2 separate regions of the Homo sapiens genome follow, and region 1 is linked to region 2. Evidence: read pairs that join two places in POLR2A ChIA-PET (ENCODE). Cell type or tissue: B cell. All regions are shown on one strand.

Region 1 (5,000 bases), 730 kb after region 2:
ATGGAAATGATGAACTAAAGGACTCTGAAGAATTTGGTGAAAATGAAGAAGAAAATGTGCATTCCAAGGAGTTACTCTCTGCAGAAGAAAACAAGAGAGCTCATGAATTAATAGAGGCAGAAGGAATAGAAGATATAGAAAAAGAGGACATCGAAAGTCAGGTCTTTAGCCAGTTTTTTTTAAAACATGACACAGATAAATTAAGTTTTAAATAATAAAAAGTATTTTTTTCTAGTTCAATTTGGAAGTCTCAGAATTTTTAAAAGATGTGTTACTAAAGCTACTTATAAGTCATCTAAAATCCTACCACCTTAGGCAACCTTTTAAATTTTTGCTTATTTCATATAATATATATTTATACATAGTTGTTATAGAGTAAGTTCCTATTTATTCTGTATTTTCACATGACGTATAATTTCATAATTTCCCCATAATTTATTAGACTGCTTTCTACATATCTAATAGACACTCCTTTAATTTTGGACATTTTAAGTTTTAAGGCTTTTTTCCTACTCCACGATGAATGAATGTACCAATTTCATTCTGGCATTGCCAACATTACTTGGTGGTAGGGTTTTTTCCCCTTTCTGCTACCTTAGCAAGTATAAAAGGTTACTTTAATTTACATTTCTTTGGTTATATCAAGGGTGGGGAATTACTTATGAAAGTTTAATTTTAAAGCAGATAATATTTCAAATATTTTCTTTGAAATAGACCATTTGTCCTGCCTTGAAGTATGTTAGTACATTTTAAGAAAGTCAGTGGGTTAAGGAGTCAGTGCTGTTAGTATTCATGCTTAAAACACTTCCCTTCTACCTACCCTAATAAATGAGGGGCTCAAGAGAAATATTTCTAATTCTCTAGCGACATGGCTAATTTTTTTTGGCATAAAAAATATAGTCTGAATATTAAGCATTGATTTAGTACCCATGGTATCGCAGATATTATACAGAACACAAGGCAAATGATAATCAGGTGTAAGCATAAAAGCATTCTCACGTTACCCCGATATTTTATAAAGCAAAGCTATTGTATACCCTTTTACTTAGGAAATTGAAGCTCAAGAAGGTGAAGATGATACCTTTCTAACAGCCCAAGTAAGTTTACATTTAGTCCTATGAATTCGATATTGTGGGTGGACGGGCTTGGAAAAGGAATCTTATTTTGACTTCATAATTCTTTAATTCATATAACTGTCTTAAATTTAATACTGAGTTATTTACGTGATGTACACAAAGTACTTAAAACTATTGGCAAGGTCGGGCGCGCTAGGTAGCTCACGCCTGTAATCCCAGCACTTTGGGAGGCCGAGGCGGGCGGTTCACGAGGTCAGGAGATCGAGACCATCCTGGCTAAGATGGCGAAACCCCGTCTCTACTGAAAATACAAAAAATTAGCTAGGCGTGGTGGCGGGCACCTGTAATCACAGCTACTCAGGAGGCTGAGGCAGGAGAATGGCATGAACGCAGGAGGTGGAGCTTGCAGTGAGCCGAGATTGCACCACTGCACTCCAGCCTGGGCGACAGAGTGAGACTCTGTCTCAAAAAAAAAAAAAAAAACTATTGGCAGCTGAAATTTTTGTTGCCAGAAAAATAATTGGAGTTACTATGAGTTTCCTGTCATTTTCAGAGTTTTAGAAAAAAGTCCATCCTTTCTGTAAAACCTAACTCTGGTTACTAGTCTTTTGAGAAGTCTACATTCTTCTTGATTTTTTTCTTGTCACTTGATATAAAATAAGTCATTTAAAAGTACTAATATCCTTTTCAAAGCTTTATTTGAAATTTTGTTAATGTAACACTCCTACAACAGGCATAGTCTAAAAATGATTAAAAATTTCTAGAAATTTACTTGGGGTGTGTGTGTATTGAAAATGACTGCACTTCACTGTGTAACAACGTGTTGCTGCTATATGTGATACACATAGTGTACATTTTAAAGTGACTTACAGATGCTGTAAGCAGACATCTATAGATCAGTTTCTACATAAAAATTATCCATTGTCTTTTTCTCATATCTGTGACTAAAGAACCCTTTGTTTTTGTGTCCTTAATTTTTTATTTTTATTTTTAATCTTATAAAAACCAGAGAGGGTTTGGTGGTTTTGATCTGAGTTGGTTTTCATCTGATAAATGCATGCATCCCCCGTGAAGGGAGTCAGCGCCCATTGGTATGTGTTAGCTCTAGAATTAGCACAGTTACCCAAGTAGGACAGGATTATGTCCTCTTTAAATGGTGTACTTTCAAATAGAGATATGGGTTCCTTTGTTTACTAGATTCAGAAAAAATAATGAGGAGGTCAGTTATTTCCTCTGGGTAGTATTTCCTAGAAGAGTACTTGGGCTTGTGTTTGTGGACTACTTAGTTGATTGTCTCAGCATGCTTTCTTTTCTGCAACACTCTTGCCTTTGAAATGCTAGTGAGCCACAAATGCTTCTGAGGCTATATATTGCCTCTCTGTCACAGTGGAGGAGAAGTTGTATTTTGGAGAAAAATTGCATTTCTGGGAGAAATGTTGCTGATCATTTGGAATATTCGGGAAGGAAATATTAGAATGGTGAAAGTCTGTAGGCCTGTCCCTAAGTACATTGATTTCCTAGTGATAAAGAATCTATGAGGGGCCAGGCATGGTGGCTCACACCTGTCATCCCAGCACTTTGGGAGGCCGAGGCAGGCAGATCACAAGGTCAGGAGTTGGAGACAAGCCTGGCCAATATGGTGAAACCTGGTCTCTACTAAAAATACAAAAAATTAGCCAGGCCTAGTGTTGGACACCTGTAGTTCCAGCTGCTCAGGAGGCTGAGGCAGGAGAATGGCTTGAACCTGGGAGGTGGAGGTTGCAGTGAGCCGAGATTGTGCCACTACACTCCAGCCTAGGCAACAGACCGAGACTTGTCTTGAAAAAAAAAAAAAAAAAAAGAATCTATGAGAAAAATTAACTCTCAAATTGAGAGAGTACCTTTTCTAGATTACTGATTTGCAAAAAGGGGAAGTCGAGGTCTTTATATTATTTGGCAGCTAGATATTAGCTTCTGTCAAGGACTACTCCTATAGTTTTGCACTTTGTGAGTTGCATGAAGGCATCATAGCTAAGGATCCCCACTTAAATAATAAACTTCATTACGAACAATTTTTAAACAGATGGAAATATATCTGAAGGAAGAACAGTTATGTATTTCTTATCAGGGAGCAAGATTTTGCCATATTGTATCAAAAGATGAGGTTACATTTTTAGAGAAGTTTTCTTTAAAATGACCTTTTTCCTCTTTCTAAATAATGTCTAGTGGAACATCTAGAAACATAAATGTATCTAGGTTCCATTATGATCTAATGCTTCTAAACATGCTTACTGAGTATATTACTATGTGCATTCAGGGATACTGCATAGTGTAACAATCACCTCGCTTCAGCTGTTTTCAAATAATGGCCAGTCTTATTTTCCCCTATGCCTCTGTTTACTTTCTCCCTTCTGCATTATTTTGAAACAAATCCAAACATATTTCCCTTGAAAATTTTCAATATGTATCTCTAAAAGAGAACTCTTATTTTTTATATTAGCACTCCTAAAATAAAAATTTTAATATTATGAAACATACAGTTAGGATTCAAATGTTCAATTTTCTGTAGATTTTTCTCTATTATATGCTGTTTAAATCCAGATACCAGTAAGATCTGTATGTTGTGATTGATTGAAATGTTTTAGGAGGTTTTCCCTTCCATCTGTTTTCCTCTTACTATTTTATTTGTTGAAAAAAGCAACTTGCTTATCCCATAGAGCAAGGGTTGGCAAAAACAGGCATCTCATGTAGTTTGCCAGTTGCTGCTATAGAGCTTCCAAGGCCTGGATTTTGCTGATTACATTCCTGTGGTGGTGTTCAACATATTCCTTTGTTTATTGTATTTTTTGTAAATTGTTAAGGTGGTTGTAGCATCTAGAGGCTTGCTCTCAGATTCAGCGTTAACACCCCACTCCAGCACACACACAGCCACCTCATAGGTGTAGTACTGTATTCTTCTATTTGGATGCACATAATATCTGGTTGTCTTTTTGTGATGGTACCAGTCATTGATGATTCATACCCAATTAGGGGTTGCAGAGGGATGCTATTCTAATTCTATCATTCTTCTTTATTGGTTGGACTGTTTCTAGAAAGAGAAACTTTCCCTTATTTACTATTTGGTTACCCAGTGGTATCATTTACACAGGAAAGCCAGGATATATGTTTGATTCTTTCCTTTTTATTTACCAATTTTCAGAATATTGAGCTGCTTCACTGGCATCTCTGACAGTGGCCAGTTAGTTCTTAATTTTTCCTTTTTTCCCCTTTAGATTCATTTTGAACTCATGGATTTGAATATATGTAATGTATTTTGGTCCATCGCAGTTATTATCCTTAATGCTTAAATTGTTCCATACAGTGAGAGCCTCATCAAGTTGGCTCTTGAGTCTTCTCAACATGATCCTAGTAGACTTTGATTGATTCCTTGCTTGCTGGTATGTAAAGATGTGCCATTTCCTGCTCTAGACCTATAATTAGGCATTTCTTCTTTATAGTGGTAAATGGTATTTCAAGACAACAATCTAGGTGGTGGAGGTGTTCGCTACTACTGAATTGTTCATTGTTTCTAGGTCTTTTCAATGTACAATGCTAGAGAAAATGTTGGAGTTGTTTTCTTTGTTTTTGCTTATTTTTACTTTTAAGATAAAATAGACCTTCAATTCATACGTTAGTTCCAAGATAACCATTTATCTCACGGTACACATACAACAACTTTAGAATGATAATACCAACACTACCACCAATGTAGTTACTGAAAGTAATTTAAGATTTTTTTAAGACATATTTTTTGCAAGGGTGTTTCCCTCTGGGGATGAACACTGTGTTTTAAGTTCTTTCCGTTCTGTGTGGTTGTATCACCCACTGATACATATCTAGGTTGATTTGTTTCATTTATTTTCAGTATTTAGGTATTGCTTTTGAAAGTTTAGTCTGGGCTGGGTG
Region 2 (5,000 bases):
TGAGCCCAGGAGGTTGTGGCTGCAGTGAGCCATGATCATGCCATTGCATTTCAGCCTGGGTGACACAGCTAGACCCTGCTTCAAAAAAACTATATGTATGTAAATATGTATAAACGCATATAAATTATATAATATGAAAGACATGTATATATTATGTTTGTAATTATATAATTATAGAGTATATGTATATATAGTATATACATATATATAAACATCGTTTTTATACTATACTTAAGATACTAAATGGATTCTGACTTTCAAATCAGTGAAAAAGCAAGATATTTAAATAAGTAAAAATTATATACAGAAAAGCTTATTTCATGTTAGAGATTCTAATTCAAATTATTCTAAAAAGATTATATTATTTCTTACGTTTACCTTTTTAAAAACATTTGTTGGCTCAGAAGTTACGTAGCTAATGTGCACTTTGATGATGTTAATTGTCAATTTTCATTTACAGTTGGAAGGCATTTAATATACTTTAATATCTTTCAGTCAAGTTTTGTAGCATTTTATTTTTGTGGTAAAATAAATGAAGCATATACATTTATACTGCAACTAATGGAATTTCAGCATATGATATGTAAGATTTTTCACTCCAATCTACATCTAAAATGCTTTATATTTGAAAGTGAATACTCACATACTGGCTCATAAATCCCAAGGACTTGCTTTGTTTAAATTATTTACATAACATTATCCAATGAAAGTAATTTACTGCAAGCTAAGCTATGAGGACACAAAGGCATAAGAATGATATGACTTTGGGAACTTTGGGGAAAGGGTGGGAGGGTGGCGAGGGATAAAAGACTACACATTTTTTAAAAGAGAAAGTAAGGCAAGGTACAGTGGTTCATGCCTGTAATCCCAGCACTTTGGGAGGCCAAGGCAGGCAGACCACTTGAGGTCAGGAGTTCAAGACCAGCCTGACCAATATGGTAAAACCCGTGTCTACTAAAAATACAAAAATTAGCTGGGTGTGGTGGCGCATTCCTGTAGTCCCAGCTATTTGGGAAGCCAAGGCAGGAGAATCACTTGAACCCAGGTGGTGGAGGTTGCAGTGAGCCAAGATCACACCACTGTGCTCCATCCTGGGCAACACAGCAAGACTCTGTCTCAAAACAAAAAAAGTAATATACACACTTTTTTTTTTTTTTTTAAGGCGGAGCCTTACTCTGTCACTCAAGCTGGAGTGCAATGGTGTGATCTCGCCTCACTGTGACCCCCGCCTCCTGGGTTCAAGCGATTCTCCAGCCTCAGCCTCCCGAGTAGCTGGGATTACAGGCACCCACCATCATGCCCGTCTAATTTTTATATTTACGTAGAGACGGGGTTTCACTATGTTGGCCAGGCTGGTCTTGAACTCCTCACCTCAGTGACCCTCCCACCTCAGCATCCCGAAGTGCTGGGATTACAGGTGTGAGCCACCACACCCGGCCAGTAATATACACACTCTTAAGATCGTGGATTACACACAACTTCAGGATGCTGGAAATGAACGTTGAGTTTGGCATCTAGCTGTTTAGCTTTCCAGAGGTTCAGACTGTAGCAAACGAGGAGATCTAATTTTTAAATATATTTTATAGGCTTACAATTTTGTGTCTTTTTCCCTTAACGTCATGGGTGACTTTCAGTATATTTATCACTCCACTGAAATTGCTGTTGCCGAGTTACTTTTGCTAAATCTAATGCATCATTTGTAGTGCTATTGATGATTGTTTTTTTGAACCCCTATTTCCCTTGAAACCATACTGTGTGAGCTTTTCTCGTATTCCCTGGCCTGTTGCTCTCAGACTCCTCTGTAGTTCTGTCTCTGCTTATCATTTAATTGTTGGTATTTCTTAGGGTTACAGCGTGCGTCCGCTGTCCTTGGTCTCATCCAACCCTCTGGCTTTGGTTAAACTGAATATCATAATCACATGCTTTCTCCTATACTCCAATTACTTATTGGACATCATGACTTAGATATACCTGAAATTCAACAAGTTCCAAATTTAACTTTACTCCCCAACCAGCTTTTTCTGTGAATGCATTGACATTCAAGTCAGAAACTTGGGAGTTACCGTGGATTTCTCTGTCCCCCAACCCCACCATATTTATAGTTGTCCATTCCTACCGGTCCTACTTTAAAAGTCTCTCCATTTCTATTGATCCCTTTACTATACTATTACTGTAGTAAAGCCACTTTCACCTCTCTGATTCACCCAGCTAACAGACATCAGCTTCATAGTTGGTCTTACTTCCTTTAGTCATACTCCTGTCTAACCCATTATGTCATCACCAAAAATGCAAATCTGATCAGACTCTTATGCTTAAGATCCTTCACTGACTTCCCAGTACCGTTAGGATGGGGCAAAGGTTTTCCAAGGTTCTCCTTTATCTTAGGACCTCCTGACACGTTCTGTTTTCTGGAATCAACCACCCCATTCCAAGTGTTTGTCTTCCTTTCCATTATCCCTCCTCTCCATTGACTCTTACTTATTCTTTAGGACTCAACTTAAACTTCACTTTTTGAGAGAAGCTCTCTGCCTTGTGTCCTCCATACTCTTGAGTGCCTTTGCTGTACTCTCATTGTACCCAGTAACTTACTCTTTCATAGCACTGTTATACTACGTATTTACCTGTTTTAATGATCTCCCTGCTAAACTCAGCTCACCAGTGGCAGGGAGCTGTGCTTACCATTGTATCCTCAGAGGCCAGCATAGTCTAGCACACAGTAATTACTCATTTATTATATTCATTCATTCATAGCTATCACTTTCCTTAGTCATTCTCACTTGATAGACTATTTAGAATGAATCCCATTTTTGCTATTACAATAATATTGCAAGCAGCATTTTCATGCTTGGTGGTTTCTGAGTTGAAGATTTTAGGCATTTAAGTGTTGCCTACTAAATTTCCTATGTGACTATATGTGTGCATGTGTATATCTCAGGTTTTAATTGTATTCTGTTGGTGTCTATGCACGACTTTCATCACATTCTTTTTAAAAATTTCCGGCCGGGCACGGTGGCTCACACATGTAATCCCAGCACTTTGGGAGGCCGAGGTGGGCAGATCACCTGAGGTCAGAAGTTTAAGACGAGCCTGGCCAACATGGCAAAACCCCGCCTCTACTAAAAATACAAAAATAAGTCTGACATGGTGGCAGACGCCTGTAATCCCAGCTACTTGGGAGGCTGAGGCAGGAGAATCACTTGAACCTGGGAGACAGAGGTTGCAGTTGGTCAAGATCACAGCACTGCACTCCAGCCTGGGCAACAGAGTGAGACTCTATCTCAAAAAAATAAAAATAGGCTGGGTGCTATGGCTCACGCCTGTAATTCCAAAACTTTGGGAGGCCAAGGTGGGCAGATCACCTGAGGTCAGGAGTTTGAGACCAGCCTGGACAACATGGTGAAACCCATCTCTACTAAAAATATAAAAATTAGACAGGCATGGTGGCCTACGCCCTGTAGTCCCAGCTACTCTGGAGGCTGAGACAGGAGAATAGCTAGAACCCAGGAAGTGGAGGTTGCAGTGAGCTGAGATTACACCCCTGCCCTCCAGCCTGGGCCACAGAGTGAGACTCCATCTCCAAAAAAAAAAAAAAAAAAAGTAAAAATTTCCTTTTGATGCTCAAGTATATATATATTCCTACTTTAAACAATTTTTTTTTCTTAATTATAAGAATGTGTCCTGGGCATGGTGGCTCACGCCTGTAATCTCAGCACTTTGGGAGGCTGAGGCGGGAGGATTGCTTGAGGCCAAAAGTTTGACTAGCCCGGCCAACATAACAAGACCCTGTCTCTATTTCTTTTTAAATATTAAAATAGGCTGGTGCAGTGATTCATGCCTGTAATCCCAGCACTTTGGGAGGCCACGGCGGGCAGATCATCTGAGGTCAGGAGTTTGAGACCAGCCTGGCTAACGTGGTGAAACCCTGTCTCTACTAAAAATACAAAAGTTAGCTAGGCGTGGTGGCATACACCTGCAATCCCAGCTACTCAGGAGGCTGAGGCAGGAGAATAGCTTGAACTTGGGTGGCGGAGGTTGCAGTGATCCAAGATCTCACCACTGCACTGCAGCCTGGGCAACAGAGTGAGACTCTGTCTCAAAAAAAAAAAAAAAAAAAAAAAAATTATATAGGCCAGGCGCGGTGGTTCACACTGGTAATCCCAGCACTTTGGGAGGCTGAGGTGGGTGGATCACCTGAGGTCAGAGTTCGAGACCATCCTGGCCAACATGGTGAAACACCATCTCTGCTAAAAATAAAAAAACTAGCTGGGCGTGGTGGCAGGCACCTGTAGTCCCAGCTACTTGGGAGGCTGAGGTAGGAGAATCTCTTGAACCTGGGAGGTGGAGGTTGCAGTGAGCCAAGATCGCACCACTGCACTCCAGCGTGGCAACAGAGCAAGACTCCATCTCAAAAAAATAAAATGAAAACGTATAAAAAATTATAAGTTGCACAAGACAATGAATGTTGTAGTCTTAGTGACCGATGCAGTAATGCATCTGAGCCAAGTCACAGGATTAAAATTTAGTGTTTCTAAGAAATCCCTGCTTTTGTACATTTGGAGAATTAACATACACAATAAAATATGTAACTTTTAACAAATATTTCCATAATTTGAATGAACTTTCATAACTTAGCCACATGAGGGCAATAGAAATACAAACGCAAGTTTTTATTTTTTCTTCATATTTCAGGTAAGTAATTTGCAATGCAGACTAAAAATACAGTCTGCCAACTAAAATATTTTTGAAATCTTCCCTTAGCAAATTTGTCTGGTGGTTGTTTTTTTAATAGCTAGGATTAAAGTTAAGGAAAATCTTAAGCTAAGCATTAAACTTATTATGTTCTTGGTAGCTAAGATCTCTTAAATTGCTTTGGAGAAAAATGTGAGGGGAAAAAACGTTTCACGGTATTTCTAAATGTTTTGTTTTAAAGGGCTCTCTAAATACGTACAGATTCTGCGATAATGTGTGGACTTTTGTACTGAATGATGTTGAATTCAGAG

Evidence for each region. ChIA-PET counts read pairs that join two places held together with the same protein. Peaks named below come from ENCODE experiments on the same cell type or tissue, not always from the same donor. Only the 100,000 strongest peaks of a DNase experiment are listed, where the experiment ranks them.
Region 1: POLR2A ChIA-PET joins it to region 2 with 7 read pairs; 4 of 35 experiments call an interaction of 5 or more read pairs at or near these places.

What each region holds. Positions count from the first base shown.
Region 1 is chr15:58,908,660-58,913,659 of GRCh38, reverse strand. SLTM (SAFB like transcription modulator) reads left to right here. Exons shown (of 21, transcript NM_024755.4): 4 at 1-161; 5 at 1,050-1,097. Among named protein-coding and RNA genes, the nearest start is that of SLTM, 23 kb to the left of the region's middle. In B cell, no CTCF peak of the experiment used is centred here; no DNase peak of the experiment used is centred here; H3K27ac peaks cover 420 bases.
Region 2 is chr15:59,642,193-59,647,192 of GRCh38, reverse strand. It overlaps GTF2A2 (general transcription factor IIA subunit 2), which reads left to right. Exons shown (of 5, transcript NM_004492.3): 4 at 4,931-5,000. Among named protein-coding and RNA genes, the nearest start is that of GTF2A2, 13 kb to the left of the region's middle. In B cell, no CTCF peak of the experiment used is centred here; no DNase peak of the experiment used is centred here.